Regions from separate parts of the Homo sapiens genome. Here region 2 is linked to region 1. The links are chromatin loops, found by intact Hi-C in ENCODE. Cell type or tissue: chondrocyte. All regions are shown on one strand. Links, peaks and the distances in the headings refer to the core of each region. The heading gives the core; the rest is flanking DNA.

The links. A loop is a pair of places that touch in the nucleus more often than their neighbours do. Peaks named below come from ENCODE experiments on the same cell type or tissue, not always from the same donor. Only the 100,000 strongest peaks of a DNase experiment are listed, where the experiment ranks them.
Region 2: it touches region 1 in a loop (8-fold over the local background); 4 of 110 quality-filtered maps call a loop at or near these places.

Annotation. Positions count from the first base shown.
Region 1 is chr12:8,037,872-8,052,897 of GRCh38, reverse strand. FOXJ2 (forkhead box J2) reads right to left here. Exons shown (of 11, transcript NM_018416.3): 2 at 12,733-13,079; 3 at 10,166-10,240; 4 at 9,129-9,197; 5 at 8,807-8,947; 6 at 7,940-8,138; 7 at 4,609-5,016; 8 at 4,100-4,201; 9 at 3,327-3,536; 10 at 2,278-2,376; 11 at 1-136. The coding sequence starts at 13,065. The coding sequence ends at 48. Among named protein-coding and RNA genes, the nearest start is that of FOXJ2, 13 kb to the right of the region's middle. RefSeq lists an enhancer at 13,849-13,978. In chondrocyte, for the core only: CTCF peaks have their summits at 6,509 and 6,712 (motif pointing left); a DNase peak (open chromatin) is centred at 4,718.
Region 2 is chr12:8,382,466-8,397,491 of GRCh38, reverse strand. LINC00937 (long intergenic non-protein coding RNA 937) reads left to right here and starts at 6,740. Exons shown (of 2, transcript NR_024420.1): 1 at 6,740-7,222. RefSeq lists enhancers at 1-259, 552-601, 722-981 and silencers at 6,750-6,799, 6,645-6,939, 6,900-6,949. In chondrocyte, for the core only: a CTCF peak has its summit at 6,818 (motif pointing right); DNase peaks (open chromatin) are centred at 6,827, 7,121 and 7,448.

The DNA of each region.
Region 1 (15,026 bases), core at 3,248-11,247:
AGATTTCACCACGCGGCCCTGGGCTGATGTCCACACTCTGTGATGCACTAAGTGATCAAGTCCCAGTCGAAGTCATCAGGGATCTCCTCATTGGCACCAGGAGGTGGCACTGATGGCCGAGGGACCATATGGTGTGCTGTTAGAAAGAAAGAAAGAGAGTAAAAGGAGAGTGGATGGGAAGCTGTTCCCTCAATTTACAAGGACAGTGCTCAGCCCCAGATAACACCACGAAGAAGGCCTTGTGAGGCTATCGCCCTTATCAGCTGGAGTTAATTTTGGTTGCAGGTCACCATTTCAGTGAGGTCTCAGGAAATAAACTAGAGTAAATTACATTCCACAGCAATTAAATATTATGCTGCCATTAACAATTATACTTCTGACGCCAGGCACAGTTGCTCACACTTGTTATCCCAGCACTTTGGGAGGCCAAGGCAGGCGGATCACGAGGTCAGGAATTCGAGACCAGCCTGGCCAACATGGAGAAACCCCATCTCTACTAAAAACTCAAAAAATTAGCTGGGTGTGGTCACATGTGCCTGTAGTCCCAGCTACTCGGGAGGCTGAAGCAGGAGAATGGCATGAACCCGGGAGGTCTTGCAGTGAGCTAAGACCGTGCCATTGCACTCCAGCCTGGGCGATAGAGCGAGACTCCGTCTCAAAAAAAAAAAAAAATTGTACTTCTGAAAACATATGATAATGATAAAATAACATACAGAAGATAATATCATATGGCTGGGCGTGGTGGCTCATGCCTATAATCCCAGCACTTTGAGAGGCCGAGATGGGTGGATCACTTGAGGTCAGGAGTTCTAGACCAGACTGGCCAACATGGTGAAACCCTGTCTCTACTAAAAAATAAAAATTAGCCAGGCACAGTGGCGGGCGCCTGTGATCCCAGCTGCTCGGGAGGCTGAGGCTCGAGAATCACTTGAACCTGGGAGGCGGAGGTTGCAGTGAGCCAGGATCACACCATTGCCTACTGCACTCCAGCCTGGGCAACAGAAAAAGACTCTGACTCAAACAAACAAACAGAAGATAATATCACATGAAATAGCAGTATAGAAATCTGTATTTATATTATATGGACAAAGAATAGAGAGAGTCAGATGTCACCCCCAAAATTGAAAACACGTGTGGTTAGGCAGAATAACAGTGATTTTTCTATGTGTCTAAATGTGAAGGACCTGTTCATTTTGTTCTGTCTGTGGCAATTTAGTGTCTCCCTGCCCCACCCCCACTATCAGAGATACTTCAGTCCCAGACCCCTGATTCTAGAGATCAGGTGACAGGAAAGCAGACATGGGCACACAGCAAGTATGTGTGGATAACAAATTCATTTTATTTGCCTGAGCACATCTTCCATCTAGATTCCAAAGCCACACAAAAATGTTGCACATAGCTATCTTTTGCTTATATGTATGCTTTCACTTCCTTTTACTATTGCAGTTGCTAATTTTAAAGTACATCTAGCCGGGGCCAGTGGATCACGCCTGTAATCCCAGCACTTTGGGAGGCAGAGGCAGGTGGATCACTTGTGGTCAGGAGTTCAAGACAAGCCTAGCCAACATGGCAAAACCCCGTCTCTACTAAAAATACAAAAATTAGCCAGGCATGGTGGTGTGGGTCTGTAGTCCCAGCTAGTTGAGAGGCTCAAGCAGGAGAATCATTTCAACCCAGGAGGTGGAGGTTGTAGTGAGCTGAGATCGCACCACTGTACTCCAGCCTGGGCAACAGAGCGAGACTCTGTTGAAAAGAAAAGAAAAGGGGAAGGGAAAGGGAAGGGAAGGGAAGGGGAAGGGGAAGGGAAGGGAAAGGGAATGGAAGGGAAGGGGAAAGGAAGGGCAAGGGAAGGGGAAGGGGAAGGAAAGGGAAGGGAAGGGAAAGGGAAGGGGAAGGAAAGGGAAGGGAAGGGGAAGGGAAGGGAGGGGAAGGGAAGAGGAAAGGAAGGGGAAGGGAAGGGGAAGGGGAAGGGAAGGGGAAGGAAAGGGAAGGGAAGGGGAAGGGAAGGGGAAGGGAAGGGGAAGGGAAGGGGAAGGGAAGGGAAGGGGAAGGGAAAGGAAGGGAGGGGAAGGGAGGGGAGGGGACACTGTCTTCGTTAGTCTCCCCGACACACACCTTCTTAGCAGGTAACCCATCCTCCAGCCTTGGGAATTATAAAGGCTCATTCCCTCCAGCGAGATGCAGGCAAAAATGCACAGAATGCCAGCTCAGAGTCAAAGGAAAGCAAAGCAACTCATCAGAGTACAACGGTTTTGAAACAAGCTTCTTAGCTCTTACCTGGGCGATTGTATCCTGCTGAGTCCTGGGTGGGGATTGGGTACATTGGTGATGGGCCAGGGTAGAGGTGGGGAGCTTGTGGGTGCCCATAAGAGTTCACTGCCAAAGCAAGACAAGAGTTACTTGAGTTGGGGGGGGCGGGTCACTGTACTCAACAAAGCAGGGAAGAAAAAAATATACCCTTGCTCCCATCCTCCTTCTCTCTTCCCTGCCCTGTTCTGTAGCTCCTGCAGGCATGAAGGCTTTCTGCAGAAGCTGTCAGTCCTCACCACTGAGGGTAAAAAGAAATGGATAGTACAATTGTGAAATAGGAAAGATATAAGGAAGAAAAATATAGAAACACAGGGCCAGGTATGGTGGCTCATGCCTGTAATCCCAACACTTTGGGCAGCCGAGGTGGGTAGATCCCTTGAGTCCAAGAGTTTGAAGATAGCCTGGGCGACACGGTGAAACCCCAGCTATACACAAAATACAAAAAAAAAATTAGCTGGGCATGGTGGTACACACCTGTAGTCCCAGCTACTCAGGAGGCTAAAGTGGGAGGATCACCTGAGCTCCAGGGGTCAAGGTTGCAGTGAGCCGTGATCACACCACTGCACTCCAGAGCCTGGGCGACAGAGCGAGACCCCATCTCAAAAACAAAAAGCAAGAAACAGGAACATAATCATGACATCTCTCTCATTTCACTAGTTTGAACATCACATAAGCATAGAACCACCATTTCATCCGGTATCACCCAGGCGGTAGGGATTACTGAGACGCAAATTTAAAATACAGCCTTTCTCTAACAAATCTCCTCCCTTTTCTTAAACAATTCTGATCTCCCAAACTGAGGTCTAAAAAGGAATCATACAGTCTATTTCTTTTGCATTTTTCAGTTTAGGACTTCACTGATTCAACAGATATTCAGTCAACTGATAAACTAGTTCCACTGCTCAATTTGGGTCACTGCCCCATAAAATCCTTTCTCTCAGTTCTCTTTTGCCTTTCTCCTATGCTTCCTTTTCAACATAGTCTCCACCTCCATGGCAACTGGCTTGGTGCAGTACCTTGGCTCATGGCTGACTCCTGTTTGCCACTGGTGAGGGCACAGGAGTCAGCAATACGGGCAGGGGCTGGTGGGCGGTGGGTACCCCCTTGAGGGGGCACGTGACCAGTCTGAGTAAGGAAGTGGTTGAGGGAGTCACACAGATTGGCAATGTGATGCTGGTCGAGGGTCCAGTTCTTCTGCTCTGCCTGTCGTAGACTCTCCATCAGTTCTACAAAGAGGGAAGCAAGCAATGCAAACCTTGCAGAGGTAGGAAGCCCCTATCAGACCCCGCCCTATCTCACTGTTCCAAACACACCATCAATCACCCCCACTGATAACGGGCACTAACAATAACAATTTATATCTTTCAGAGCTCTGCATTTTCAAACTCTCATTCTATTTGATCCCTTACCAAATTCTTATAATTGCCATCTTACTGATGAGTAAGATAAACTTTCAATGTGACTGAGTGACTCAGCCAAGGTCACACTGTCAGTGAGTGGTGACAAAACTACAAAATCGTGGTCCACGGTCTCTAAATTCCTGAGGGCCTTCTCCCTCCCAAAGACAGAATGGACTAGGATTATTCACTGCCACATTTTCAGTTAAGACAAGATTAATTTGAGTTAATTTGAAAATAATGTAAATATGATCCATCTTGTGTAAAAAGAAAGAAAAACAATGAAATCCTCATTTCTGCAACTTCATTTAACCACCCCCTTCCGGTTCCAGTTTCTACTGGGTTTTCCCTTACAGTGTATCCCTCTCTTCCTTCGTCCTTTGATCACTAACCTGAGAATTGTGACTGCTCAATGCTGGACCAATTGAGCCGATTCACCATCTTGAAGCTTTCCTTTAAAGAGTCAATATTAGAGCACCAGTCAGAAGGAAAGGCTGTAAAGAGGAGGGGAAAGTGGATAATAAGATAGAGTGAAGTGTAAGACAGCAGTCAACTGATACCAGGCTGACTACATGCAAGATTCTTGCATCTATACAGATTAGCAGTTGCATTTCCAAGTTTTGGACTCTCCCTCCCTGGGAGTTTAGGACTGGAAAAGCTAGCTACGCTTTAAGTACAGCCAGGCTCATAGTCAGGAGAATATGTAAAACAATCTCAATTGATCCAGGAATTCTATAAGACAGAGCTCTAAGTAGTAACTTTGTTCAGATTAGCTCACATGAAGGAGCGAAGCCTAAAAGACCCATCATTAACTTCCTAACTAACTGCACCTCCATGCCGGTGTTAGGACAAGGACATCACCCCACCCTCCTCTAGATCACTGTGCACCCTCCTTACTCACCAAAGCCAGTGTTGTTGATGGGAGCCTGGCCTTGTGCCTGTGGCTGTGGAGGTGGTGGCTGCTGGGCAGGGTGGGAGTGGGGATGGTGCTGATGAGGGTGGTAGCCTCCATGCTGCAGCGGGGGTGGATGCATGGCCATTACAGGGGGAGGCCCATAGCCTTCCGCCCCAGCTTGCTTTCCCCCTGGTGGGGTACAACCATCTGTGCTTGGGGTGTGCAGTGGAGGAGCACCCCCTACAGCTGAGGGGCCCTGGGCAGGTGCCTGCTGCTGCTGTGGCTGGGACTGCTGGGGAGGTGGCTGTGGCGGCTGCTGCTGCTGCTGCTGCTGTTGAGGTGGCGGTGGCTGCTGCTGCTGATACATGTAGTAGTTGTTCGAGGGTGGGATGTCCCCCAGGAGAGAAGAAAAGCCTGCAGGTGGGGAGGAAGCAGGCAAGTGACTTAAGCAATGCATTTTTCACAAAATGGGATTTTCCCTGGGTTGAGATGGGAAGCCTCAGACTAAAACTGTGGAGTTAAAAGGGTAAGAACATTCTAGGGCAGCAAAGATCCCTGTGGCCCTCCTGGCAGGTACAAGAGACAGGAAGGCACTTAGGTTAGAGGAGGGCCCTGACAGTGTGGAGACCACTGAAATCTTACTAAAAAGGTCAGTGTGTAGCATTTAATGCTACTTTTTAGGGATTTGGCTGAAGGCCTGAAATCACAGTTTCCCAGCAGGTGAACTTTAAAAAGGAAACCATCCCTGGTCATCTAGTGTTTAGGGAAAAAAAAAAAAGTAAATCAGAAACAAAACAAAGCCATCAGTTGTCTACTATCTCCTCTTCCTTCCGTTTTTTGTTTTTTGAGACAGAGTTTCGCTCTTGTTGCCCAGGCTGGAGTGCAATGGTGCGATCTCGGCTCACCGCAACCTCCGCCTCCCAGGTTCAAGCAATTCTCCTGCCTCAGCCTCCCGAGTAGCTGAGACTACAGGTGTGTACCACCACGCCTGGCTAATTTTGTATTTTTAGTAGAGACGGGGTTTCTCCATGTTGAGGCTGGTCTCGAGCTCCTGACTTCAGGTGATCCGCCCACTTTGGCCTTCCAAAGTGCTGGGATTACAGGCATGAGACACCACGACCGGCCCCTTATTTTCTCTACACTCTGCTACTGCCAAGTCATTCCTGTACCCTCTATAAACAAATGTAGCTTGGGTAAGGAGCAGAGACAGGATGGAGTTATTTCTCAAGCAGACAGGCTGGGAAGAACAAAAGTCTGAGACTAGGGGCTTTCGGTCACAATAAAACTTGAGTGAACTCTAGGCTGTCCTCACCCAATCTAATTTTTTACTTTATTTCTGACAGTTTCTCATGTTCCCTCCTCCAATCAACCAACCACCTGAGTCGGATTCATTTTTTGAGCAAATGCTACAGTCTTGGACACTACTCTAGGAATTGATCCCCTGTGATATACAAGAAGAAATTCATGAAAATGAATATAAGTTTTCCAAAAAGTGACTCCTAACCAGTTTTTATCATTCCATTCAGCCCCTGCTGCCAACATAGGGCTACTGCACAGAATGAGAAGGTCTAATGCCTCACCTGAAATCAACTTCACCACTGTCTCTAAGTTATTTAAAAAACGAACACACAGATATTGCAGAGGGCCGAACCAGATGTTCTCTCAAGGGGCCTCCCAGTAAAAACTTTAAGTCATTCTCATATGATAATTAGGAAAATGTGCACGGACAAGATACTAGCTGATATTAAGGATGTATTATCAATTATGTTAGGAATGATAATGTCATGGTAGATAACTAGAAGAAAGTCATCATTTAGAGGTGTATATCGAAGTTGTATTTATGAGTGGAATGACATGGTATATGTGAATTCCATTAAATTACTCCAATTTTTAGAAGGCTCAGTGGTAAACAAAACAAGCCTAATAAAATACTGATAACTTAAAGTTGGGGGATGGAACACAGGGGTTTATTATATTTTTCTCCACACTTTTGCATCTGTTTGCAATTTTTCACAATAAAAGTAACATAAATGTAAATACACTAAAAAGAAACTGTTCTCACAATGAAACGCAGGGATTCTTCAGGAGAGGGTACTGCTGCTGCCCCCTCGTGGTCGTCCTCCAAATGACTCACTTGCAGCCCTAAAATCACTGCCCTTAGTCCTGGAAGGGGCAATCCTCCAATTCACTTTCTGAAGCTATTAGCCTAGCTTGCCTCCTGAAACAGCTGTATTTGCACAAGGACAGATGAGCTCACTTGACTCCAAACAGTTTTAGTTCATGAAATATTTCCTCTGAGTAGTGATACCTCTCTTTGTGTTAAAAATAAGAAATATGGGTCAGGCACAGTGGCTCACGCCTGTAATCCCAGCACTTTGGGAGGCTGAGGTAAGTGGATCACCTGAGGTCAGGAGTTCAAGACCAGCCTGGCCAACGTGGTGAAACTCCGTCTCTACTAAGAAATATAAAAATTAGCCAGGCGTGGTGGCGGGAGCCTGTAATCCCAGCTAATTGGGAGGCTGAGACAGAAGAATTGCTTGAACCTGGGAGGCGAAGGTTGCAGTGAGCCGAGATCGCGACACTGCTCTCTAGCCTGAGCAACAAAGAGCGAAACTGTGCCTCAAAAAAATAAAGAAAGAAATATGGCCGGGCACGGTGGCTCACGCCTGTAATCCCAGCACTTTGGAAGGCCAAGGTGGGTGGATCACTTGAGGCCAGGAGTTCGAGACCAGCCCAGCCAACGTGGTGAAACCCTGTCTCTACTAAAAATACAAAACTTAAGCCAGGCACAGTGACTCATGCCTGTAATTCCAACACTTTGGGTGGCCAAGGCAGGCAGATCACCTGAGGTCAGGAGTTCGAGACCAGCCTGGCCAACATGGTGAAACCCTGTCTCTACTAAAAGTACAAAAATTAGCTGGGTGTGGCATGCGCCTGTAGTCTGAGCTACTCGGGAGGCTGAGGAAGGAGAATTGCTTGAACCCGGGAGGCGGAGGTTGCAGTGAGCCGAGATTGCGCCACTGCACTCCAGCCTGGGCGACAAGAGCGAGACTCCATCTCAAAAAAAAAAAAAAAAATACAAAAATTAGCCAAGCGTGGTAGCACGTGCCTGTACTCCCAGATACTCGAGAAGTTGAGATGACAGAATTGCTTGAACCCGTGAGGCGGAGGTTGCAGTGAGCTCAGATCGTGCCACTGCACTCCAGCTTGGACGAAAGAGTGAGACCCTGTCTCACAAAAAATAAAAATAAAAAACTAAGGGAAAAAAGAAAATGTCACCCCACTTGTTCAACAAGATAAAAAAGTCTCCCTGCACCCATCCCAACTCCAGACTCACCGTGCTGAGAGGAGGAAGAGGACTTCTCCAGCATGGACTTATAGAGGTTGCGGAAGGACCAGCTTAGATCCTGAAAGTTGATCTCTGAGTAGGAGAATTTAAAGTCATGGTTGGTGTTATAGAGGGGAGGGGGACCCTCAGCACTTTCTCGGCCTGAAGCCCCTGCTGCCACTGCTCCACCATCCACAGATCCTGTGCCCTGCAAAAACAGGTAAGAAATTCCTGATCAGTGTCCCAGCTGAGGGACCAATAAAACCCTTCAATGGTCACCAGGCTCTCCTGTCTGTCCTCTTCATCCTCGCCTAGCTCTTCAATGACCCAGCATCATTTTCTCCTTCTTTCCTCATTAGTTCTTATCTTGAATCTACCCTCTTTCTCTCATCAGTCTCCATTTCTTCTTTTTTGTTTGTTTGTTTGTTTCTGAGGCAGGGTCTCGCTCTGTCGCCCAGGCTCCACCTCCCCGGTTCAAGTGATTCTCATGCCTCAGCCTCCCAAGTAGCAGGAACTATAGGCACATGCCACCACGCCCAGCTAATTTTGTATTTTTGTAGAGATGGGGTTTTGGCATGTTGGATAGGCGGGTCTCAAGCTCGTGGACTCACGTGATCCGCCTGCCTCGACCTCCCAAAGTGCTGACATTACAGGCATGAGCCACTGTGCCCAGCTTTTTTTTCCTGATGTTTCTCAAAGTTCTGCTATGCCTTTCTATTTCTCTCTCTCTCTATTTCCCTCTTTTGCCTTCCCCTTCCTTCTCAATTTATCTGCCTCATATATCACAGATACTCAATACATAATTCTGAATAAACAGGGAGACATCTGAATCTATTCACCACCCATCCCATGACCCCTGCCATATCTGCTTCCTACCTGGCTGTAGCTGGCTATAGATGTGGGGCTCTGAAGTGACATCTGCGGATTCCCCTCAGGAGGCAGTGAGGCTTCTCCACTCCCTGCAACGCCTCCCCGTGGGCTCTTGCTTGCCTCCTGTTCTGGTGAGTCTTGGGACAGCTGAGGGTTGTGAAAAAAAAGAAATCTATAAGCAGAGGCGCAATATCCTCCCAAGACCCATGGTTTCCCCTCTGCTGGTATTCCTTCCACCTTTGCCTCTGAAAGGACTGAACGTCCATAAGAGGAGGTGGAAGGAGCAGCTGGCTCAGATATGGCATCTCCTCATGAGCTGGGAACTTACATCATCATCTGGAGGGTGTCTTCTCTTTCGGGAAATGTCAGGGCAGGTGTCAATTGTCCAATAGGAACCCTGGAAGGAGATCCCATTCCCACAGAAAACAAAATTGTTACATTCAGAACCTCCCAGGGTTCTGGGTATTAATGAAGAGCAAATTTGTCCTAGAAACTCACTGAGTATGCCAGAGGTAATCCTGTGGTCCAAACACAGGCCTCGATTGTTTTGGAGGGGCAGAACAATGGCATCTAGCTCAAAGAGCTGGAAATGTCCAGACACAGCCTCTCCCTTCCCTTCTGACCTGAGGCAAAACTTGCTTGGACTTTAGCATCCACATCTGTCAAATGGAGAGAATGATCCATCCCTTCTCTTTTACGGGGGAAACACCAGGGACTTTTGTATAGAGATGTTTGTACAAAGGTTATTAAGTCTACCTTTTACATCTAGGAAAAAAGAGTGCCACACAAAAAAGGGGGAGCATGAAAGTCAACTTTACACTAAGTATTTCTATTTTTTTAAAAAAAAGATTTCACAGTCTTTTTTTTTTTTTTTTTTTTTGAGATGGAGTTTCACTCTTGTTGCCCAGGCTGGAGTGCAATGGCACAATCTCAGCTCACTGCAACCTCTGCCTCCCAGGTTCAAGCAATTCTCCTGCCTCAGCCTCCTGAGTAGCTGGGATTACAGGCATGTACCACCACGCCTGGCTAATTTTTTGTATTTTTAGTACAGATGGGGTTTCACCATGTTGACTAGGCTGATCTTGAACTCCTGACCTCAGTTGATCCGCCCGCCTCGGCCACCTAAAGTGTTGGGATTACAGGCATAAGCCACCACGCCTGGCCTCACAGTCTTTCTCAGTCACCCATTCTACTGGGGGCCCATAAGCTTGACAACCAAGCTTCCTCTGAGAAAAAAATAAAGATGCTTCTCTAATTAGCATGATTTCCTCTTCTGGGTAATTAAAACAGCCACAGGACTCTGGACTGTCAACTACTTCACTCTCCTTCCTACTCCTCCTTTCAATGCTTACAGTAGTATCTTACCTTCCCAGGGTCATCCCGAGGTCTGGGCACCTTCCGGAAACACTTGTTGAGAGAAAGGTTGTGCCGTATTGAATTCTGGAGAGGCAGAGAAGCAAGTTAGGCCTGAGCATTATGCAGAGCAGAACATTTTCCAATAGAACACAGAGGGACACACAAAAAAACATAATACACCATGCAGTTGAAGTATCAGGGTAAGCTCAGTACCTCTTAACTACACCGATGGAGGGAATTATGCATCAAATAGCAATAGCAATGAGATAAGAAAAATGCAGAGATTAAACTGATGGGAGGGAATGGCTATAAATTTGATTACTAATGCTTCTGAAAAAACTGATTATATAGTTTTTCAATCTTTCCAGCCGAGTAACAAGTATATAAATGCCTCACAATCACATCTGCCCAGTTCCTCAATCTACCCTACTGATAGCAAAAGAACAATGTTTTAAAACTTTTTATATAAATTGAGTGAAACAAAAACACAGATCACCTTCATTTTCTCAATAGCCCATAGAATGTTCACATTTGGAGGAAAGAAATATTGTATAAGTGTGTTGGGGTCAGGCGTGGTGGCTCACGCCTATAATTCCAACACTTTGGGAGGCTGAGGTGGGCTGATCACCTGAGGTCAGGAGTTCGAGACCAGCCTAGCCGACATGGTGAAACCCCGTCTCTACTAAAAATACAAAAATTAGCCAGGCGTGGTAGCACATGTCTGCAATCCTAGCTACTCAGGAGGCTGAGACAGGAGAATCGCTTGAACCCAGGAGGCAGTGGTGGCAGTGAGCCCAGATCATGCCACTGCACTCCAGCCTAGTGAACAAGAGCGAAACTCCGTCTCAAAAAAAAAAAAAAATGTGTGTGTTGGGTGGGATTGGGGATTATGGTAGCTAGCAGGGACATATTTACAAAGGGAAAGCTCAATGGGCCAGGCACAATGGCTCATGCCTGTAATTCCAGCATCTTGGGAGGCCGAGATGGGAAGATCACTTGAGTCTAGAAGCCTGAGGCCAGCTTGGGCAACACAGTGAGACCTCATTTCTACAAAATAAAAAAAAGTTCCTGTGCATGGTGGTGTATGCCTGTAGTCCCAGCTACTCAGGAGGCTTAGGTGGAAGGATTGCTTGAGCCCAGGTTCAAGCTGCAGTAAGCTGTGATTGTACCACTACAATCCAGCCTGGGTGACAGAGCAAGACCCTGTCTTAAAATTAAAAAAAAAAAAAAGAGAGGCTGGGTACGGTGGCTCACACCTGTAATCCCTGCACTTTGGGAGGCTGAGGCAGGAGGTGGATCATTTGAGGTCAGGAGTTCAAGACCAGCCCAGCCAACATGGTGAAACCCCGTCTCTATTAAAAATACAAAAAAAATTAGCTGGTTGCAGTGGCAGGCGCCTGTAATCCCAGCTACTCGGGAGGCTGAGGCAGGAGGATTGCTTGAACCCAGGAGGCGGAGGTTATGGTGAGCTGATATCACGCCACTAAACTCCAGTCTGGGGACAGTGAGACCCTGTCCCCCACCCCCACAAAAAAAAAAAGAAAAGAAAAGAAAGCTGAGTGCTTTCAATAGTCTCCAACTCACTACATGGTTTGTATGTCAACTGGGGATTTATAGAGTGAGAGAACTACATATAAAGTTCCTATTCCTACTCAACAATTGACAAATGAGCTACTGCTCCAAAAAATTGAGCCTATCAGCCTTCTTGCTTTGCTTAGGAGAGGAGCCCCTTCTTTCTTCATCTCCAGCCAAACAACTTAACTTCTCATTACTTGCTTGGTAGCCAGCTGTTTGTAAAGAACCTAATTATATTATGATTTTTCTTGGAATGCAGCTTTTCAAAAGATGATGACTGTGCAATGGAGCTATGGAAATCTGATGCTCTAGATTAGACTCCTACCTCTAGGTAGGAAGGAGTGATGCCATGCCTTGCACAGTGACTGGAACATCGTAGAATGGCAATAAACATTTGTGAAATGAGTGAATATCCTCTTTGAGGGATCAGAAGACAAGAGGATGTGGGCCGGGTGCAGTGGCTCATGCCTGTAATCTCAGCACTTTGGGAGGCTGAGGCGGGTGGATAATGAGATCTGGAGTTCGAGACCAGCCTGGCCAACATAGCGAAACCCTATCTCTACTAAAAATACAAAAAATCAGCCGGGCACGGTGGCGGGCACCTGTAATCCCAACTACTCAGGAAGCTGAGGCAGGAAAATCGCTTGAACCTGGGAGGTGGAAGTTGCAGTGAGCCGAGATCATGCCATTGCACCCCAGCCCAGGCGACAGTACGAGACTCTGTCTCAAAAAAAAAAAAGAAGATAAGAGGGTGTGATGAGCAACAGCGTCCTGCCATCCCCATCACTATACTTAATGGCTTGGAGTTTCCCTAATATACCTTATAAAAGTTGTTCAACTCTGAAAAAAAAGTAGAGGGCAGAACATATGAGATTTTAAGTTTTCACATCTCTGAGACAAACCAGAGTAAACTGAACAGGTTACAAGAAGAAACAAAACCTTTTTCTCTAAAAAGGCTGTTGAAGCCTAAACCTAAGCCAAGATTATAGAAGCATTCCCACCTTCCAACCAATGCCAGCATTCTTGTAATAGGGGAAGTTATCACAGATCCAGCGGTAAATCTCGCTGAGGGTCATCTTCTTGGCTGGAGAGGAGTTGATGGCATAGGTGATGAGAGTGGCATAGCTGTATCGTGGCTTGCCGTCCTGGTGCACTGCTGCCTCGTCTTTGCTCAGGGTGGCATTAGGATCTGTGGGTGACCCTGGTGAACACTTGCGGCTGCTCCCGGGAGGCCCAGCCTGGGAGGCACTTCCAAGCTTCTCAATGGTAGCTCGGAGGGTCAGCTGGGGGAGCCAGTCTATGGAGGTGAGGCTACTCTCTAGGTCAGAAGCCATGGTACTTCTGGGTTCTGCAGAGAAGACAAAGAGGAGACGAAAATACTGGGGGCAAGTAATACTCAAATCCTTTTGTTTGAGGGAAGTAGAGTTTCTTCCTACTCTCATTCCCATAAGACACCCATGGCATGGCCTTCCACCAGGTGTTCCCAGAATCCCCAAGCAGATCTATCTACCAGATGATGGACTGCTAGTTACCCTACATCTTATTGTGGAGCAGGGCCAAGGGGCCTCTCCATGTAAGACTAAAAGAGACCAAACTTCACACCAAATGGAGCTATTTCCTCAATTCACCTTACTCATAGCCCTACAACATAGTATTTTTAAACTATGTAGGAATGGGTTTGAAAAAAGAAAAACCCCACTTAGATAGCAGGTAAAATTAAAAGTCCATTCTGCAATCATGTGACACCTGTTATATTTTCATACAACATGCACAGATAGACGGCACGAACGTACATATAAAGCAAAAGTCTACCTAAATACAAACATACACGGATGAAGCACACACCAACACGTCTAAAGATGTTTCCTACTAGATGCATTACGAGCACTTGCCCTTTTTATCCCACACACATGTGCACCTGAGGCATATTAGATATATCCCAGGCATAAAGTATACATGACAACCAGCAGACAGACTCATAAACAGTGAAGCACATACACAGAGATCACGATTACATATACAGCATACATTACCACCAGAGGACAAAGTCACACACAGAAGCAACACATCCTGAAGTACACAGCTGCCCTCACACTTTTTAAGCTACCCCTTGCACGCTCCCGCCCACAGACACCAACACCAGGAAGAAGTCATCCACAAGGACCTCCCACCTCTCAGCCTGCTGGGCTTCACCGAGCCAGGGAGACACCCAGCTGTGTGCCTACCGGTAACAATCAGATAGCCTGGCTAAAAATAGCCACTCTGGAGCTCGGAGCTGGCTCCCCTTCTCCGCCCTCCTCCTCCCTCCTTCCTTCCCAGCCAGGCAGGCACGCTCGCTGCACCTCCATGCAAACTCCTGGAGCTGCCAGACCGCCTACGCCTGATGCTTGCACGCCCTGCTGCCACCCACACTGCCTGGGCACTCTTGCCAGCAGAGAGGTATAGCTAGTGACATCTTGCGAGGGAAGGTGAAGAACGATGGGTGATATCTGTATTGCAGGGTCTAGAAAGGCTGGCAGGAACCCCTAGGTAGCCATTTGGCACTCCCCTAGAGCTGATGCCAGCAACCCCCTAAGCACTTGCTGCCTAGCAGGTTTGTGCCTGCACAGCCGCCAGATGCCAGCTAACATTGTCTTCCTCAGTCCCACCAGGGCACTTCTCCTGAGGAGCCAGGACTAGATTGCCTCAAAGTTCAGAATCCTGAACAGAAACGTATGATGTAAGTGATCTCTAAATCCACAGCCAGATATATGCACAAGCGTATCCATAAAATACAACAGATCCACACACTTTGCAGGCCAAAGCTCAACAGCAGATAGGACCATGTCCCCCTCTCTCCTGACTCCAACACATCCTTCAGGGTCTCAGCTCCCTCTTCTATCCTAGGTAGTGATTCTTCTGCCCTTGACCCTTAAGCCTTTCTCCTAGGGGTCAGCATTCTGACTTACTCCCCTCTCCCCAAGGTCCCACCCACGCAGATGGCAATCTGCATGTGTGCACAAGTACCCAGCTCCTAACCAGCAACACACTCACTCCACAAGGCTGAAGGAAACACCTTAGTGCCTCAGGGGCGGGGGCAGCAAGAGACGCAACTCTAACCCAAGAATTGTTTGACAGGAGAAAAGGGGCGGAGCGAGGGGGGCTGGCATGTTTATAAATAGCGTCATGAAGGGTTTCCCCTTTATCCTTAGCTTCTCTCCCACTATCCTCTTCATCCCACTGCCACCTTGCCCTAACCATGGAAACTTGGAAACTAATAGGAACACTTAATCATTCCAGGAACCTCACACCTTCC
Region 2 (15,026 bases), core at 3,514-11,513, 340 kb before region 1:
TTTTGCACACGCTGTTCCCTCTGCCTGAACACCCTCCACTGGGCTGAGAACAACTCTCTGAGACCTCTCTCAGCTGTTGCTTCCTTTGGAACAGCCGCTGCTGCTGTCCCTCTCCCAGCTCCAAGACCTGCTGAGCCTCCTGTCTTTTTTAGTTCCCATGCACCCAGCACTTCTCCTTGGCCTCCTTTGGCCCAATTGACAATGTCCATTCTCAATGCCTTCTCACCCAGTGCTGAGCCCCACTGGGTGAAGGCAATGCCTGTCATGTTCACCACAATATCCCCTCCCCCATCACCACGCCTGGTCCACAGTGATGCTCAGAAAAGATCTGTTGGTAGGCAATGCGAAGGTGCATTCATGTCATCCTGCAGGCGGAATTCTCCACGAGTTTTGAGCAGCCTCGGTTTTCCCACCACCTCCAAATCATGGAAGACACAGGGTAAGAGCAAAGACAAGGTGGCTGTGGCCAATGTCCACCCTCTCGGGGCGTCCCTTCTCTTCCTCCTCCTTGAGCAGGGAGACCATCGGGGTGCAACCTGGCTGGGGTGGCGAGGAGGTGCAGGGCCTGGCCAGAGCGGGCCTGGCCACGGGCAAGGGACAGCGACCTCCTGGGCCAGGACGGGTGAGAGCGGCGCAGGCCCGGGCCCGGCGTGGTGGCGGTGCGCGTGAGCGGCCAGCAGAGGGCGCCAGAGGACCACGAGCGGCCCGCGGAGGAGCCCGCGCCGCCCCGATGCCCAGCTCCGCGCCGCGCGGACCCACCGAGCCCGCGCTCAGACGCCCCAGCTCCGCCGAGAGGCCGCTTGCGCAGGCTCCTTCTTCTTCCGCAAGTGTAGGCAGAGCCCCCGGAGCCATGGCCAGCCCTTCCCGCAGCTCCGAAGCCACTGGCAAGCCCCGAGGCAGGGATGGCCGGCCCAGGAGGGAGGAGGACGACGTCCCTCCCGAAGAGAAGAGGCTGCGGCTCTTGCTGGAGGGGGGAAGCGCACAGCCCCAGGACGGCGAGGACGGGGAGGACGCGCCGCGGCCGGGCAGGGTGGAGACCGGCACCCAGACAGGTGGCGACGGCAGAGGAGTAAGTGACGCGGGCGCGGGGGTCCGGGGGTGCCGGGTGCGCGGGGATGCGGGGAACGAGGGGTAGGGGCGGCGAGAGGCTCCGTGGCCTGCCCCGGGTTGAAGTTGGGAGGGCGGCCTTCATTCTGAACCCATTTAGGCAGCACGGGCAGCCCTCCTCGCCGTGGGCTGCATCAGAGCCCCCCCTGCCCAGTCTTGGGGTTGCTCCCGGATGCTGTCTGGGAGGCTTGGTCATGGTGACATCCTCATCTCCCCGTGCACGTTACCGCATTCGGAGCTTGGGTCACCTGGACACTGAACTCAGGCGAATTTTCTCTGAGATCCCGGGAGAAGGAGGACAGTTCTTTGGAAGGTTTTGCAGGGCCGATCACGGAAAGGATGAGAAGGGAGAGGTCCTGGTCGGGGACACAATTACAGTGGCAGTGTAACACCAGGAAACTTTATTGCGTGAAGTCCTTCTCACTCCCTCTACCTCCTTCTTTTACGTGGACTCTGCCAAAGACCAGGATACCAGAATGCAGTGGAGTGACCAAGTGTAGTGGGATCTTGGGAACGCGAGTCTGGAGCCAGGCGGCTGGGGTTTGCATCCTGGTTCTGCCCCTCCTTAGCTGGCTGACATGGCACAAGCCACTTACCCTCTCTGAGCCTTACTGTCTTCAGTGGCAAATGGATCTGTCAACGGGCCCCATTGCCTGGGGTTGTTACTGCTGAGATTAAGGGATGCTCGTCCATAGAAGCACTTAGCGTTGTGCCTGGCACATAGTGTATGGTGGATAAATGGGACTTAGGACTAAAACTCATGCCTTGGTGTGTTTTTGCAGTGATGTTTTGTTCTGGGGTGCATCACAAGAGACAAGGTTCCTGGCCGGGCATGGTGGCTCAAGCCAATAATCCCAGCACTTTGAGAGGCCGAAGGGGGACGATCGCTTGAGCCCAGGAGTTTAAGACCAGCCTGGGCAACATGGCGAAGCCTCATATCTACCAAAAAAAAAAAAAAAAAAAAAAAAAAAAAAAAAAAAAAAAAAGCCAGGTATGGTGGTGTGTGCCTGTAGTCCCAAGTACTTGGGAGGCTGAGGTGGGAGGATTACTAGAGCCTGGAAGGTCGGGCTGCAGTGAGCTGTGATCATGCCACTGCACTCCAGCCTGGGTGACAAAGTGAGACTCTGTTTCAAGGAAAAGAGAGAGAGACAGACAGACCCACAAGAGTCTTAAGCCAGAATCTTCATGTTAAAATGCCTTCTGGAGGCTAAAAGGATGATATGTTGATAATGAAATATTTAAAAGGCAGAAACCCCACTGAATTGTTTGGTCCACAGAGGGAAATGGGAATCGCATGACCTGAAGGATGATGGAGGAACTGAACAGAAACCATCCTTGTTTCCTGAATCTGAACATGGCACCCTCTTTTCACGGTGTCTGTATCTGCTCAGTCCGGCGGCCCCTCGAAAAGAGGGAATCTTGATTTTCAAACTTAAAATTTGGCCCAAAGCCCACTGCTGCCCACAATGCCCGTCAGACACATTCCTCTTCCTTTTTAGTTTCTATGGGAATACTCTCTTTGAAGAACCCATGAAGCAGTGTCAGGCTGGTACGAGGATCAGCAGTGATTTCTTTGAGGAGGAGATCCGTTTCTTCACTCACAGGTCATGTCTGAGTGGATCAAGAAGAACAGAGGGCCCTTTTATGAGATTTTGTCTGCGTAGACCATTAGCTTGGTAAAAATGTCAAAACCATCCTCATTCTTTAATAGCAGATTATTTTGGACTTTTCTCTGCCAGAAGCAGCATGGGCATTCAGATGCGTTTAAGGATAAAATGATCTTTCTCATCACCAGGCCTGGTGCTCTGGATGGCTGAGGTTTTAATGTGACTGGATGTCCCTTGGAGTGGCTCCCAGGCTGTGATCTTGTGGTCGGGTGGCAAGGGGTTGCTTTATTCCGTGATGGCTAGAGGATGTCTTAGCAGATAAATCGGGACCCCAGGAGCCCCTGAGTGCCAAGTCCTGCTGCAGGGCATGTGTTTATGGAGGGGATGTGGGGGCGTGGAGGGTGGGGGGTATTGATTTCCTGCCAATATCAGAAGTTTCACAGGCTTCTTGTGTATCCACAAACACCCACCCCATTGAGAAGGCCTAGAAAACCTGGCCCTCCCCAAGCCTTTATTGACCACTTGTGAATGATCCCAGGGTGTGTCTGACCCACAGCTCCTCCTGGAGGGAGAGAAAAGTGTCTCCTAGGTACTTGGTTATCAACCTCAACCACTTGCTGAGCCTTCCCCAAGACCACCAGGCATCTTGGCAGAGATTTCTGGGTTGTCAGGCAGAACCGAGCATTCGAGGGTAATAACTCACTGGAGTCCCTGAAATCCCTGATGGACGCACCAGGTAAAAGCATCCAGGGTTGAAACCAGATCAGGAAGGTTGTTGTCAGCCTGGGGCTCCTGTAGAGGCGCATCCACGTTGCAGGGATTTTCCTTCTTGCTGAGGAGAAACCTGGTTTCTCAGCTTTGCCACAGTCACAACACTTGGGGTGAGACCATTCATGGTGGTGGTGGGGGGCCGTCCTGTGTATTGTAGGATGGTTAGCAGAATCTCTGGTCTCCATCCTCTAGGTGCCATTCTACCCTCCCAGCTATGGCTACCCCAGATGTCTCCAGTTGGTTTCAAATGCCGTGGGGCAAGGGAGTGGTACGTGAGCAAAACCAACCCAGTTGAGAGCCATTGGTCTACACTTGTGGGAATGTTTGAGGGTGAGAGTGTCGAGCTTGGGTCCCTGCTGTACCCTTTATGAGCAATGAGGTCTTGGAAAATTAATACTACTCCAGGGGCCTCAGTTTTCTCATCTATAAAATGGAGATAAATGAGATACACTTTCATAGGAAGGTTATATGGGATTTACTGAGATAATAAGACAGTACATGGAAAATACTGGGCATAGCATTTATTTATTTTTATTTTTTTTTAAGACAGAGTCTTACTCTGTTGCCCAAGCTGGAGTGCAGTGGCATGTTCTCCGCTCACTGCAACCTCCACCTCCTGGGCTCAAGTGATTCTCCTGCCTCAGGCTCCTGAGTAACTGGGACTACAGGCGTGCGCCATCATGCCCATCTAATTTTTGAATTTTTAGTAGAGACGGGTCTTCACCATGTTGGCCAGGATACTCCGATCTCTTGACCTCGTGATCTGCCCGCCTCGGCCTTCCCAAGTGCTGGGATTACAGGCGTGAGCCACCGTGCCTGGCCAAACATAAACTTACTTTCTTACATCTTCTGCTGAACTCTATTTGCTTCTTTTCCCAAATGTCTTTATCCAGAAGAGCTTTTAGCAACAAAGTTACCCAATGCCCTTCCCTAGTCTCTCCTTGCAACTGGCTCTCAGCAGGGGATGGGAGGAAATCCTTGACAGAACCAATTTACATGACTGTTTGGAGGACTCTCGCTAGCCCCAGGACGTGTTTGCATTTTTATATTGGTTACTAGTGTCAGAATGTTTCACGAGTAAGAGCACAGCCTCTATGCTGGATGCCCTGAATTTGAATCTCAGCATTGCCGCTTTGTATATAACCAGAGGATGGATTTGGGGACCCAATGGATCTACCATGACATGAACTTGCACCAACATTCACCTGACCTCCAAAATGCCTATTCTGACTGGTAGGCCCTAGTCTCACCCTAGTGCCAGTTCAGAGCCTGTGTCCAGTGATCCTGCACAAGTCTCTAGTTCCTTTTCTCCTGTTCAGTCATCCTGGTGAAAGGCTGGGTATTCCTTTGGGGGCAGGCTGGGAGAAAGATTGACAGTATAAATGTTTGGCAGTGGAGCAGAGTCCTTTCTAGAGGGGACCTGGCTTCCCATTCAGACAAGGGACTCCGGGTCTGTGAACTGGCTTATGTCTGGAAATTGACTGGGGACTGTGACTCTGTTTTTAGGATTCAGATTAGACTTCTGCTCACCTGACCTAGAACCCTTCTGCAAACACAGATCCAGTAAAAATGTGGCAGGCTTCTTATCTATTTCACTTCTAGGAATGCCACGATCAGCTGGCACCATAGGTCTCTGCGAGTCAGGCTATTCTGGTTGCAGCTTTGACTCTGCTGTCTTTTATGGTAACTGCATCCACCTTGCCTTTGGGGACTGAGTGCTCTGATCACTTGGTCCCAGCCCCTGTAGTGTGCCTATGTCAGTTATCCTCTTTATATCTCAGTCTCTTCCTCTTTAAAATGGGCATCGTAATAGCACCCACCCTCAGGGCTGCTGTGGGGTATAGATGGATTAGCATATGGAAAGTAATAGAAGAGGGTCTCAAAGTCCATGTGTCGTTATCAGAATTATTTCATGATAGGGAGAGCTGGAGGAGGGAGGAAGGTGCTGAGCAGACCCATGTGCTCTGCCACCAGTGTTTCCTGAGCACCTACTCTGTGCTGCCCACTGTGAGAGCTGTTAGGGTTGAAATAGGGAGCACAGCAGGGTAGGGGCTGCCATCAGGAGCTTAGTGGGGAGACCATTGTGCAACATGGTTCCAGCACTTGGGGTGGGGAAGCTCAGGGAGTACAGGGGCCTAGGATCCTGGGCAGAATCATGGAAAGGACACAGCCTCCCCAGCCTCTCCTGCCTCCTCTGCCTCCCTGGCCTCCTCTGTTTCTGTGGCCTCTCCTGCCTTCCTGGCTTCCCCTTCTACCCCGGCCTCCCCAGTCTCCCCTGTCTCTCCTGCTTTTGAGGTGGGCCAGGAGCTGCTGGTGCTCACTTAGCCTGTCCTGGACTCTGGGTGTAGCACCTCCATGTCCAGAAAATACCCCCGAGTTCAGCTCATCACACAGCCAAGGAAGGAGCTCCACACTGACACTAAGGGTGCATCCTGGGCTCATTCATCAGGGCATGCCTCCAAAATATTTCTCCACGTCTCCTCCCTTTGCCCACCTGCATTGTCTCTGTGCCTCAGCCCCGGCTGGGGGCCTGCAAGGATTCCCTATCTCCTCTGCCCCTGCACGGCTGGGTCCAAGGCCATCTGTCCACCCACCACACCTCTCTCACCTTGCACACCACGCTCCAGCCCCACCGTCCTCTTTCTGCTTCTTTCCCAGCCTCTGGGCTTTTGCACACGCTGTTCCCTCTGCCTGAACACCCTCCACTGGGCTGAGAACAACCTCTGAGACTTCTCTCAGCTGTTGCTTCCTTTGGAACAGCCGCTGCTGCTGTCCCTCTCCCAGCTCCAAGACCTGCTGAGCCTCCTGTCTTTTTTAGTTCCCATGCACCCAGCACTTCTCCTTGGCCTCCTTTGGCCCAATTGACAATGTCCATTCTCAATGCCTTCTCACCCAGCGCTGAGCCCCACTGGGTGAAGGCAATGCCTGTCATGTTCACCACAATATCCCCTCCCCCATCACCACGCCTGGTCCACAGTGATGCTCAGAAAAGATCTGTTGGTAGGCAATGGGAAGGTGCATTCATGTCATCCTGCAGGCGGAATTCTCCACGAGTTTTGAGCAGCCTCGGTTTTCCTACCACCTCCAAATCATGGAAGACACAGGGTAAGAGCAAAGACAAGGTGGCTGTGGCCGATGTCCACCCTCTCGGGGCGTCCCTTCTCTTCTCTCCTCCTTGGGCAGGGAGTCCATCGGGGTGCAACCTGGCTGGGGTGGGGAGGAGGTGCAGGGCCTGGTCAGAGCGGGCATGGCCACAGGCAGGAGACAGCGACTGCTTGGTCCGGGGCAGGTGAGCGCAGCGCAGGCCAGGGCCCTACCTGTCCACGGTGCGCGCGAGCGGCCAGCAGAGGGCGCCAGAGGACCACGAGCGGCCCGCGGAGGAGTCCGCGCCGGCCCCGATGCCCAGCTCCGCGCCGCGCGGACCCACCGAGCCCGCGCTCAGACGCCCCAGCTCCGCCGAGAGGCCGCTCGCTCCGGGTCCTTCCTCTTCCCCAGGTGCAGGCAGAGCCCCCGGGGCCATGGCCAGCCCTTCCGGCAGCTCCGAAGCCCCTGGCAAGCCCCGAGGCAGGGATGGCCGGCCCAGGAGGGAGGAGGACGACGTCCCTCCCGAAGAGAAGAGGCTGCGGCTCTTGCTGGAGGGGGGAAGCGCACAGCCCCAGGACTGCGAGGACGGGCAGGACGCGCCGCGGTCGGCCAGGAAGGAGACCGGCACCCAGACAGGTGGCGACGGCAGAGGAGTAAGTGACGCGGGCGCGGGGGTCCCGGGGTGCCGGGGGCGCAGGGTAGGGGCGGCGGGAGGCCCCGTGGCCTGCCCTGGGTTGAAGTTGGTAATTGAGCGGCAACTCCGGCGGGCGCGGAGTGACAGCTCGTGTCGGCCTCCGAGACGCCAGCTGCCCCTTCTCGGCTGTGTGGCTTCGACTTCCTGATTCTCCCACGACGTCCCTGGCCGGGAGACGCGCTGGACTCTGCAGCTAGCCAAAAGGGGAGGGGGAGCCCCGCGTCCTGGGGGCCCCTAGCAGGGGAAGGGCCGGGGGTTGCGCTGAGCCGCCTGTCTGGGGCATCTGTCTGGGACTCTGCCGGTGCCTCTCACCTGGCGAGGGGCCTGTGGTGGGGGTAGGGGGGAAGTCCCTGGCGCCAGGCTTGGCCAAGCCCTGCTCTGCTGGGCTGCGGGCTGGCGGCGCTCACCCAGCTCCTCACCTGTCCCGCATCTTCCTGTTTTTCTTCCCTTTCTGGTTGGGCAGCGAGAGTTGAGAGGAGGCAGATGGCTTCCATCCCAGAAATCGCTCTCCTCTTTCCATCCCTACAGAGAGGGACAGAGAGGCAAAGTTCCTTGCATCCCCCGGGGCACTGTCCCTGTGAGCTCCCGGTGTCCTGCACATGTGAGCCCCTGAGTCAGCGGGCCTGTGAGTGTGGGATGGGGCTCCGTGGCCAGCCTGGCCTCCTGGGGTTCACTTTCTGCTTTCCTACGCCAACTCTTCCTGTGTGGTTTTGCTGGCCTTCCACTGAGGAGGCACATAGGTTTGGAGGACAGATGAGGGCCCACTGGAGAGCTGTACCCCTCAGTGAGGTCCGCCACCTTGATGGTTTTTGATGGATAATGGGGTTGACCTCTTGGTTCCTTCCACATGTTTTTATGTTTGACCATTTGCTCAGCTGAGCTTGTCTTAATAATTGGATTCGTGGTTAATGAGCCCCACATGGGCGAGAGGGCGGCCTTCATTCTGAACCCATTTAGGCAGCACGGGCAGCCCTCCTCGCCGTGGGCTGCATCAGAGCCCCCCCTGCCCAGTCTTGGGGTTGCTCATGGTGACATCCTCATCTCCCCGTGCACGTTACCGCATTCAGAGCTTGGGTCACCTGGACACTGAACTCAGGCGAATTTTCTCTGAGATCCCGGGAGAAGGAGGACAGTTCTTTGGAAGGTTTTCCAGGGCCGATCACGGAAAGGATGAGAAGGGAGAGGTCCTGGTCGGGGACACAATTACAATGGCAGTGTAACGCCGGGAAACTTCATTGCATGAAGTCCTTCTCACTCCCTCTACCTACCTCTTTTACGTGGACTCTGCCAAAGACCAGGATACCACAATGCAGTGGAGTGACCAAGTGTAGTGGGACCTTGGGAACCCGAGTCTGGAGCCAGGCGGCTGGGGTTTGCATCCTGGTTCTGCCCCTCCTTAGCTGGCTGACATGGCACAAGCCACTTACCCTCTCTGAGCCTTACTGTCTTCAGTGGCAAATGGATTTGCCAACAGGCCCCATTGCCTGGGGTTGTTACTGCTGAGATTAAGGGATGCTCGTCCATAGAAGCACTTAGCGTTGTGCCTGGCACATAGTGTATGGTGGATAAATGGGACTTAGGACTAAAACTCATGCCTTGGTGTGTTTTTGCAGTGATGTTTTGTTCTGGGGTGCATCACAAGAGACAAGGTTCCTGGCCGGGCATGGTGGCTCAAGCCAATAATTCCAACACTTTGAGAGGCCGAAAGGGGAGGATCGCTTGAGCCCAGGAGTTTAAGACCAGCTGGGCAACATGGCGAAGCCTCATATCTACCAAAAAAAAAAAAAAAAAAAAAAAAAAAAAAAAAAAAAGCCAGGTATGGTGGTGTGTGCCTGTAGTCCCAAGTACTTGGGAGGCTGAGGTGGGAGGATTACTAGAGCCTGGAAGGTCGGGCTGCAGTGAGCTGTGATCATGCCACTGCACTCCAGCCTGGGTGACAAAGTGAGACTCTGTTTCAAGGAAAAGAGAGAGAGACAGACAGACCCACAAGAGTCTTAAGCCAGAATCTTCATGTTAAAATGCCTTCTGGAGGCTAAAAGGATGATATGTTGATAATGAAATATTTAAAAGGCAGAAACCCCACTGAATTGTTTGGTCCACAGAGGGAAATGGGAATCGCATGACCTGAAGGATGATGGAGGAACTGAACAGAAACCATCCTTGTTTCCTGAATCTGAACATGGCACCCTCTTTTCACGGTGTCTGTATCTGCTCAGTCCGGCGGCCCCTCGAAAAGAGGGAATCTTGATTTTCAAACTTAAAATTTGGCCCAAAGCCCACTGCTGCCCACAATGCCCGTCAGACACATTCCTCTTCCTTTTTAGTTTCTATGGGAATACTCTCTTTGAAGAACCCATGAAGCAGTGTCAGGCTGGTACGAGGATCAGCAGTGATTTCTTTGAGGAGGAGATCCGTTTCTTCACTCACAGGTCATGTCTGAGTGGATCAAGAAGAACAGAGGGCCCTTTTATGAGATTTTGTCTGCGTAGACCATTAGCTTGGTAAAAATGTCAAAACCATCCTCATTCTTTAATAGCAGATTATTTTGGACTTTTCTCTGCAAGAAGCAGCATGGGCATTCAGATGCGTTTAAGGATAAAATGTTCTTTCTCATCACCAGGCCTGGTGCTCTGGATGGCTGAGGTTTTAATGTGACTTGGTGTTCCTTGGAGTGGCTCCCAGGCTGTGATCTTGTGGTCGGGTGGCAAGGGGTTGCTTTATTCGGTGATGGCTAGAGGATGTTTTAGCAGGTAAATCGGGATCTCAGGAGCCCCTGAGTGCCAAGTCCTGCTGCAGGGCATGTGTTTATGGTGGGGATGTGGGGGCGTGGAGGGTGGGGGGTATTGATTTCCTGCCAATATCAGAAGTTTCACAGGCTTCTTGTGTATCCACAAACACCCACCCCATTGAGAAGGCCTAGAAAACCTGGCCCTCCCCAAGCCTTTATTGACCACTTGTGAATGATCCCAGGGTGTGTCTGACCCACAGCTCCTCCTGGAGGGAGAGAAAAGTGTCTCCTAGGTACTTGGTTATCAACCTCAACCACTTGCTGAGCCTTCCCCAAGACCAGGCATCTTGGCAGAGATTTCTGGGTTGTCAGGCAGAACCGAGCATTCGAGGGTAATAACTCACTGGAGTCCCTGAAATCCCTGATGGACACACCAGGTAAAAGCATCCAGGGTTGAAACCAGATCAGGAAGGTTGTTGTCAGCCTGGGGCTCCTGTAGAGGTGCATCCACGTTGCAGGGATTTTCCTTCTTGCTGAGGAGAAACCTGGTTTCTCAGCTTTGCCACAGTCACAACACTTGGGGTGAGACCATTCATGGTGGTGGTGGGGGCATCCTGTGTATTGTAGGATGGCTAGCACCATCCCTGGTCTCCATCCTCTAGGTGCCATTCTATCCTCCCAGCTGTGGCTACCCCAGATGTCTCCAGATGGTCTCAAATGCTGTGGGGCAAGGGAGTGGTACGTGAGCAAAACCACCCCAGTTGAGAGCCATTGGTCTACACTTGTGGAAATGTTTGAGGGTGAGAGTGTCAAGCTTGGGTCCCTGCTGTACCCTTTATGAGCAATGCAGTCTTGGAAAATTAATACTACTCCAGGGGCCTCAGTTTTCTCATCTATAAAATGGAGATAAATGAGATACACTTTCATAGGAAGGTTATATGGGATTTACTGAGATAATAAGACAGTACATGGAAAATGCTGGGCATAGCACTTATTTATTTTTATGTCTTTTAAAGATGGAGTCTTACTCTGTTGCCCAAGCTGGAGTGCAGTGGCATGATCTCTGCTCACTGCAACCTCCACCTCCTGGGCTCAAGTGATTCTCGTGTCTCAGCCTCCCGAGTAGGTGGGATTACAGGTGCCCACCACTACACCTGGCTAATTTTTGTATTTTTAGTAGCGATGGGGTTTCACCATGTTGGCCAGGCTGGTCTCAAACTCCTGACCTAAGGTGATCCGCCTGCCTCGGCCTCCCAAGGCGCTGAGATCACAGGTGTGAGCCACCACGCTGGGCTGGGCATAGCATTGTAACACAGGGAAAGCACAAAATACTTGGGCAATATCTTTTTACATTTGGCTTGTCTAGACTCCATCCTCCATCCCCTCATGCACTGGTGTGGTGCAGACCAGAATATCACCCACCTAGACTGCAGAGTGGATTTGGGTGGCATGTTGGCTTTCTGTACAAGACTTGCCTGTTCCCCACCACATCCCCCTGGTTCTCAGGGTCCAGGATTCCAGGAAGCAGGGATGTGGGCAGGCAGGGTAGGTGGCCCACCCAGTTCACTCCCATGCTGGGGACCTGCAGAGCTGGCTGTCTGAGACAGGGTGTTTGGACCAACATCTGGGTTTCTGGATTTCCATTTGAGCACAGCTGGACTACACAGGCTGAAGCTCTCTCTGCCGAGATATAGATATTTCCCTGGTGACGATCTTTCAAGCTGACATGAAGACATGGCCACCCACTGGAACGTCGTGTGTCTGCCGTGGCGCTCTTGTAATTTGTGAGGCAGGCTCCTGAGGAATGCAGTGCGTAAGTGGGAAATGGTGGGAAGTTCTCGCATCCCCCCCCGGGCCGAAAGTGCTGCCTGCACAGGTTGGTGGATGGTCCTTTGAGCAGGAAGAAGACATGAAGCACATTCCTGTTAGCTACGACAGAGAGGGGCAGGGCACACACTGGACATTTCAAGCCCCTCCAGAAAAGCAAGTCTTACTGTGCTGGGAGTACTTGTGGAGTGCGGGCTGTGTTGCCCTGGGCTTTAATTATTTCAGGAACATTTAACCACAGGGTTGGCAGGCCGGATCTTGATACGTGTTTCTTAGTTGGAAAGACTTTGGACCATAGGGAAATGTCTTCTCAATTCTTTTAATTTCATTAAGGTTATCATTTTTCTTCTTGTGGCCTCTGGAATGTGACACAGAACTCAAGAGACAGGAAGGAAATGAGTTGAAGGCTGGGACAGGGGTCCCTGCCAGGGATGCTGGTGACTCACATGACGGTGTTGATGTGTGGAGTCCGGTGCCTGGTTTGGGGAGTGTTCATGGGATATGTTCCAAAGGACTGACGGACCTATCAGGTACTGGAGGTGAATGGTCAAGTCTGATCTCAGGGCTGACAGTGTCAGGCAAGGACAGGAAGTTGACGTTGGACTCATTGGCTGAGGTTGCTTGGGACCCAGGGAGCAACGTGTGCCAGGACAGATGGGTCTGGGGCTAGGAAGGCAGGTTTGGGCTGGAGACTTGGGCTTGGGACGCATCCCAGGTAGACAGTGGTTGAGGCTGTGGAAATGACCATGATTGCCTGGGATGAGAGTGGAGACGGACAAGATGGCGGTTTTGCTCTAAGCCTGGGGAACCCACCTCCCAGGTTCAAAGGATTCTCCTCCCTCAGCCTCCCAAGTAGCTGGGAATGCAGGTGCGCGCCACCATGCCCGACTAACTTTTGTATTTTTAGTGGAGATGAGGTTTGGCCAGGCTGCTTTCAAACTCCTGACCTCAAGTGATCGGCCCACCTTGGCCTCCCAAAGTGCTGGGATTACAGGCATGAGCTACCATGCCTGACCATTTTTCAATATTAATTTTTATGAAATATTTTCAAACACATTTTACTGTACATTGGAAAAGTCAATCATGATTTGAAAACTTTATCAAAATCCAATCAAATGTCAATTAACCATTTAATTGTGGATGAGTAAGGAGACTATTTTGACCAAAACATGTTAGAACAATTACCACTTATAGAAATAATCTATGTTTTAATGTTTTAGTTGAATTAAACAATCTTTTATATTCTGTCCAGGCACAGTGGCTCACACCTGTAATCCCAGCACTTTGGCAGGTCGAGGCTGGTGGATCACCTAAGGTCAGGAGTTCGAGACCAGCCTGGCCAACATGGCGGAACTGTCTCTACTGAAAATACAGAAATTAGCCAGGTGTGATGGCACACACCTGTAATCACAGCTGCTTGGGAGGCTGAGGCAGGAGAATCATTTGAACCTGGGAGACAGAGGTTGCAGTCAGCCGAGATCGCACCAATGCACTTCAGCCAGCCTGGGTGACAGAGTGAGACCCTGTTTCAAAAATAAATAAATAAATAAAATAGAATTCTGAATTTTATTTTTAATAATTATTTTCTAAAAAGAATGTCTTGTTTTCTGGAGCTGTTGAATTTATTGAATTGACAAAAATTATGTACAAGAGGGTACAACATGATGAGATTGAAGTATGTATACATTACAAAATGGCTAGATCAAGCTAAATAACATATCACCTCCCAGACTTATTTTTTTATGGTGAGAACACTTAAAAAATCTACTCTCTTAGTGATTTCCAAGTGTATGATATGTTGTTATTAACTATAGGTACCATGTTGTCCCATGGATATCCTGAACTTATTCTTCTTCTCTAAAAATGACATTCTGTGTCCTTTGGCATCTGCCCACTTCCCCACCCTGGCAACCATCATTCTACTCTGCTTCTGTGAACTCAACTTTTTTCTTTTCTTTTTCATTCTTTTTTTTTTTGAGACAATCTCATTCTATTGCCCAGGCTGTAGTGCAGGGGTGTGATCTTGGCTCACTGCAGCCTTGAATTCCCAAGCTCAATCAATCCTCCCACCTCGGCCTCCTGAGTATCTGGGAGTACAGGCATGCACCACCATGCTCCACTAATTTTTGCATTTTTTTGTAGAGATGGGGTCTTGCTATGTTATGCAGGCTGGTCTCGAACTCCTGGGCTCAAGCAATCTGCCGGCCTCAGCCTCTCAAAGTGCTGGGATTACAGGCATGAGCCACCATGCCTGGCCGAGTTCAACTTTTTTAGATTTCACATATAAGTGAGATCATGTGGTATTTGTCGTTTTGTGCCTGGCTTATTTCACTTAACATAATATCCTCCAGGCTCATCCATGTTTTCTCAAATGGCAGGATTTACTTCTTTTTGAAGGCTGAATAGTATTCCATTGTGTACGTACACTACATTGTTGCTGGAAGTGTAATGGAGGCCAGTTGGGGGAGGAGGGGGAAAAGATTCACTCTAAGTATAGATGCTCCAGCACCCACCCAGGTTGTGTGCAAGGAAGTGCAGGATGCTCCTGGTCTTGCAAACTGTGGTTTGTGGGACTCCAAAGCCCCTATCCTTCCACAGTGCTTTCTGTCTTGTTATCACATTTCCTTGGAGGAGAGCCCAGCCTTGGTGGAGAGCCCTGCTCTGGCTTTGTCCCTCGGCATGAGATGGCAGAGGATGGTGCTGCTGGGAGACCCTCACGTCTGCACACTGGGGGCTGCTTGCCTTCTCCATTCCTCCTTCAAGTATCTGAGCAGCTCCTGTGTGCCAGCTGCTGGTCTACAAGATGGATGGGTCCTTGGAGATCACGCTGTAGCAGAGGAGGCAGGCTGTAGCCCACACGCCACAACCAGCCCCCTGCCTGTTCACACAAATAAAGTTTTATTGGCACACAGTCACACCCATTTCAGTGCATATTGTCTGTGGCTGCTTTCCTGCTACAATGGAGAGTTGAATAGTTGGGACAGAGACCTATGGCCTGCAAAGCTGAACTATTTACCATCTGGCTCTCAAGAAAAGGGGAAAATATGCTTATCTTTGTACCCCGACAGTCTTAGATTAAGAGGACTTTGTACCACCCTGACGTCCCAGGTGGCCATGAGTCCAGCCACCGCTGAAATGTACGCAAGTCTGGGCTAGGGTTGCAGCAGGTGAGGCCCAATTTTGCAGGTCTTTGGCATCAGGGGCACAA